Linked DNA regions of Homo sapiens: region 1 is linked to region 2. The links are chromatin loops, found by intact Hi-C in ENCODE. Cell type or tissue: A673. All regions are shown on one strand. Each heading gives the region's core, and the rest is flanking DNA. Links, peaks and the distances in the headings are about the cores only.

Evidence for each region. Peaks named below come from ENCODE experiments on the same cell type or tissue, not always from the same donor. Only the 100,000 strongest peaks of a DNase experiment are listed, where the experiment ranks them.
Region 1: a loop joins it to region 2, with 4 times the contacts of the local background. A loop is called at or near these places in 3 of 110 quality-filtered maps.

What each region holds. Positions count from the first base shown.
Region 1 is chr5:23,811,512-23,814,447 of GRCh38, reverse strand. All of the region lies in intron 2 of LOC107986377 (a long non-coding RNA gene), which reads left to right. Among named protein-coding and RNA genes, the nearest start is that of LINC02899, 140 kb to the left of the region's middle. In A673, for the core only: a CTCF peak has its summit at 1,568 (motif pointing left); a DNase peak (open chromatin) is centred at 1,577.
Region 2 is chr5:24,640,801-24,643,736 of GRCh38, reverse strand. The region is part of intron 1 of CDH10 (cadherin 10); the gene reads left to right. Among named protein-coding and RNA genes, the nearest start is that of CDH10, 2.7 kb to the left of the region's middle. In A673, for the core only: a CTCF peak has its summit at 1,520; a DNase peak (open chromatin) is centred at 1,526.

The sequences.
Region 1 (2,936 bases), core at 235-2,734, 830 kb after region 2:
ATAACACAGACCAATCTCACCCCAAGGCTTATAAGCATTGTACACATGGCAGAAAATTTGCAATTTATCTATTTTATCTTAGTAATATTTATCATTATCCTCTCATCTTGCCTTCCTATTAGAGTCTTTCACAAATATTTTTAATCCAAGCGCCCAACCAGGTTTCTCCTTTCCCAACTCGAATTGATAGTCCAATTAAGACACTTTTGTTCTTATTGTATGCATGAGCCTTTATCAACTTTTAGAATAAGTAAACTGTGTGTTATCAAAAAAGAGCTACACTGAACAGAGGTTGAATGAGACATTAGCATGGAATTTGTTCTCTCTCATGTACCCCATAACAAAGATGTATAGTAGCCCTAAAGCTGACTTCACATAGGCATATGTTAATAATTTACCATCTGATCTATTTGTACTTTCTTCTTCATTCTTCATTATTACTGAGAGTTAAATGATTTCGCTGAAAAAGTTTTAGAGTTGACAAGTTAAGTAAATGATATATTACATGAAACTTTCTAATAGCTCAGATGATCTGCTAAATGTGCAAACACACAGGGTTTCCTTGACTAGCTATTAATCCTACTCAATCTATCAAAATTACATATTTAGTATTCTGTTCTGATATACTGTCTCTTCCCTAACAAGGAGATTAAAGATTTACCTTATGCTTTCCATTGAATAATGTCATAGTTATAAATGAGAAGAATATTCCTGCCTTCTGGATTCTTACTTCCATAGTAAGATAATTTCAAAAACATAAAAATATGTTGATTATATATATAAAAAATCTTTCTTTAGAAATGTAAAAAGATCTTATCAGTGAATATAGTCATTCCTTATTTTTTAATCTCAAACTTTTAAGAAATCATTCTTCACTAACAAATGTTTAAATAATAGTATCAGGGATATTTTAAATTTAAATTTAAATGTTAGAGACAGGCTAGGTGTAGTGGCTTGTACCTGTAATCCAAGCACTTTTGGAGGCCCACACTGGAGGATTGCTTGAGGCCAGGAGTTCAAGGTTGCAGTGAGCTGTGATTGTACCACTGTAATCCAATCCAGCCCAAATGATAGAGTGAGGCTCTGTCTCAAAAAATAAAATAAAATGAAACTTTAGAAATGGCAGAGATATAATGTAGAGATATTATAATTATGAGCTATTATGAAATATTTTATCCCATCATCTAAAATATGTATAACTTGTATATCAGTTTCCAAATACACTTTAAAAATCATTTTAAATATCATAATATTATTCAGTAAATGAGTATTCTCATCTTCATTAATTAACATGAAATACCAATCACTGTGAACAGAGACCAAATTTATCATTCTAATGGGAAATCAACAATCTATAAAATACACAGTGAGCAGACACATTACAGGAAAGTGAATTTTAAAAAGAGCTTACAAAATTGAGATATTCACGGAATGAAGAACACTCAAATTGTCTGTTTTCTTTTTATTACTATTTTCAGTTACAAATGGGTAGATAGGTGTGACATAGCTTCAAATAGATAGAAATTTAGTTTACAAGCCAAAAAAAGAAGTGAGCCCTCTTGTGGACATAGTCATAAATTGAATATGAGACCAGTTTCTCTCGTGTGTGTGTGTGTGTGTGTGTGTGTGTGTGTGTGTGTGTGTGTGTGTTTTCTCCAACCACTTTCAGCTGAATGGATGATAGCAAAGGAATAGCAAGTTAGTTGAATTTAATCAGGATTAAAGCTTTTCCAAGTAAGAGCAAAAAAAAGCAACTCAGCAGCACAGGAGTTGACAGAATATTATAATAAAAGGAGAGTCTTATGGTTTTCATGAAAATCAAACTTTGAAAGAATATAAATCATCACATAAGTGATAGGAAGTCGAAAAATAGAAAAATATTTTGATGTTCAATGATTAGAACTCCTGTTCATAGCAAAGAGTTATTGGAGTTTGGGTATTATAGGAACAGATCTATAAAAAGAAGTTGAAAGCCAGAGAGGGGAAAGACTGCATGTGCTCACCTATCAAATGTGAAGCCTTCACTGGACAACCAATATGAAATTAAAACTCTTTCTCAGAAATCTTTATTCTTTCCACTGCCTTATTTTTTATATAGCATTTATTATATTTTAATATGATAAATAATATTTATTTTCATAAATATCTCTATCCTTTCACCCCCTAAAAATAAAAGCAGAGATTTTTGTTTTATTCCCCCTTCAATGTTTTATCTCTAGTTCCCAGAAAGTTTCTAAAAATTTAATATGGTGCTATAATTACTATATCTGTCCTCATTACGACCTCGTAGAAACATTGTCTATATTACATTCTAAAACTTAAGGAGAAGCAACAAGCAGAGAAGCTGTGATTAGAATTGTTATGCTTATTAAACTGAGGAGATAACGTAAATTGATTCCTTTCTCTAACTACTGCTAATCAGGCACTACTTCTCTGGAGTTACGGCAATAGTTGAGACTAAATAAAACAAAGGGACAATTGGGACTAACCTTAACAACCTTGGAGATAGTAAAATTCCTTTGAAGGTTGAAAAGACCATTTTTTGTCATTGGAGATGTTTACTAATTATATTTACAAATCCTTCATCAAGACTTCTTTCTTAGGAAGCCCCCTTCAGAAGAGAAATTCTCTAAGTAAGGACAGTGAAATAATAAATATAATTATTTTTCTGAGCATTTATTCTTAGTTTTATTAGATTGTCTTTATTTTCATTTAGTAGGAATCAAATTATTACCTCATAAAAGAGGACAATGGTATTATTACTGTTCTAATTTTGTACTGTTTGTAGAATTATATCCTGTTATCAGACAACGAATATTAGTATTTACAAAGTCAGGAACAAACATTTTTAAATGGGGTCAGAGGAAGGGAGAAAATACTAAGCAACAGAGACAACTCTATGTTATCCTGACTTCCTTGTGTTTTAAGGGAAAAAT
Region 2 (2,936 bases), core at 238-2,737:
ATGAAAAAAGGGGAGTCTACAGGTACAAAGACAAATATTGTTTTAAAAATGACCTATCATCTTTTGCTTTGAAAAAACAGATGTTTCCTATAATTGTGGTCCTTCATTCCTTCATTCCAGTGAAAGCTTCTATTATCCAAAACTGCACATCCATTACTTCTCAGCTCTTTGGAGATACATTATTTTTTCTCCTCTTTTTTTTTTTCTTGAAGGATCTGTATTAAAAATAATCTGTCCTTCTGATGTTGACAACTGTTATACTTCAATGCATATGTTAGTAGACTTTCTCCCTCCATACCATCCCCCTCTCTATCTTCCTTTAAAACGTAGCTACAAGAGCTTCTCTGTGGTGAATAACACTTGGCAAGAGTGTGCTCATTTTTTAGGTCTGGTATGGTGAGGATTTTTAATTAGTAGAACTTTCATGAAAACATTATGTCATTGACAGAGCCGTATGTTCATTTTTAGTTAAAAGTGATGAAGAAGAAAGAAAGAGGTTATGTCCTAGAAACACAGGTAAATGCTAAGTCGCATAGATAATCTGCACCCCGCTCCCCCGAGTGTACTAAATGTGGCACATATGTATTCAATGTGCAATGCATAAGGAAGTAATGGTTTATTTGGGGAGGGATGTGGTGAAGAGACTGGAGAGTGCACAGGTGTAAACAGCGTGGATCTGTGCCTTAGGGACACGTCAGATGCAAACCCATTCTGATGATAAAAATATAAAGAAATACTTCTTTCACTTTTTTTTTTTTTGGCTGTGTTATTAAAGTGTGAGTCAATGTCTGCTTTCATTAAATCAGATACTTCTTGGGTTTCAAATACTTGCTGTGAACAAATTGACTTCTCTGGTGAATGCATACGCCTTCCCTGACTTCAATCAAAGAATAGAATTTCATACACTTAAAGGTTTGGGGGAAAAAAAACAACAAACAAAACCAAAATCTCTGGGAAATGGGAAAAAAGAAGGTAAACTGTATGAGCATCCACCTACATATGCATATGTGTGAAGTCAATGGTTAAATTGTTTGGTACCTGATTAATGCTCTAGGTGATGTTCCTTGATGTTTATAGAAACTGTTTATTAATTAGAACAGTGCTATGCAGGTAATCAATTTAATATTTCATTGTTAGATTTTTACCCACACTGGGATTTTCTTTAAAAAAGAAAAAGAGAGGATACAAAACTGATTTTAATTTAGAGTGATATTTCTGACACGTTATTTACAAAGTTAGTGTAATCTGGAAGAGGTATGTTTTTTTTCTTGTTGAAAAATAGACTACTTGAAACTGGAAAGGTTAATTCCAAAATATATGAATCTTGCATAAAAAATAGGGTGAATTTCTTGACCTTTACTTAATTTTTTATATAAGCAAATAACTGAGGCAAAGTATATACTATCTGGGGGATTTCTGTGCTTATGACTGATTTCCTATGTCTCTTAACCTACTTTGCAGTAAGTGATAACACGTCTTACTGGAATATGTCATTTTTATACCAAATCATTCCACTAGGCTGCAGCACAGCAGCAGTATTGGCTCTGATGATGCTGAATCAGCAGCAAAGTGAACCATATTCTTGTTAAGTGTTATTATCAGTAATAGTGTTTCATAGTAAGCAATTAATACAAACCAGTGATGCAAACCCAACTATCTCTAGTGTAGCCCTTGGGTATTAAAAGCATTAGCCATATTATATTCTGATTTCTACTATGCAAATTACATTCTAATACTGCTGTCACATTAGAAGTACTTGTAAAATACTGAAATTATAAATAGAAAAACAGTAAAATTATTTATGCCAATTATAAGTAATTTTATGCAGATATTTGATCTCTAAATTTCAGGTCTATGTTTGAAAACTCTACTTTCAATTAACCCAACATATTATCTGGAATAGGGTTTCAAAAGAGACAACTTACTAACCATATTGTATTTAACAGTCATGTCTGGAATAGATTGAAGTTAAAAACCAAGTAGCAAGAAACATTTCCTCATCCTTCTTAAACGTATACTGAGCAATGGTAAAATTGATTAAGCGTTATACTAAGTACAATATATGGTTCATATTATGATATTTTAAGTAGTAAAAAGAAGCGTTCTCGGAATGACACTATAGATGCATATTTGAAAAACTGAAAGTTAGCACAGACAAATCTATTTATCTTTTCTTGACACTTACACAGACCAATGAGTTCACAAAAATATATTGTTTTGTCATAATTACAATAATCTGAAATCTACAGAAAAAATACAAGTCCTAAATTTAAAAGAAAATCTGCCTTTTTCCTTTCTAGTTGAAACCTTTGGATGATATTCACGGAGCATTCATATAATTTTCTGCATTTACCCCAATAAGTTCAACCTTCAAAATTACAGATTTTTTTTTCATGCATAAGAACAAGAAACAATTTCAAACAATTACCAAGCAATGCCTGTTTTCTAAGATAACAATATCAGCTCTGGGTCGCCTGTGCCCTCTTCTTTTCTGACTGTAGAGCAGTCTCACCTCACTTGACATTTTAGTATGAGCCCTTGAGCCCTTTTATAATCCATTTCTCCTGTCTTTCTTGAATAGAAGGGCACCTAAAGCGTATAAGTCCATTTTGCTTTTCCCATACCTTCTTGTCATCACTCACTTGAACTAACTGTAGACACATATTGTCAAAAAATAAGACCCATCACATTAAATTTGTAGATTTCTGGGAATGTATTATTCTTAATGAAATATTAACAATGATGAGTTGAAATAATCTGACCTGTTTAAAAATTATTAATACAACTTTTGCTTAACTCTCTTATCAATGCAACTTCTCACAAAAAAGTAACTCTTGATTTTTTTAAGAATGAAAGTGCTTTATTTTCATCAGTTTCTTTATATTTTTATCTGATTTCTTTCTGGCAATGTATGTGATGACCTATACACTTTAAGA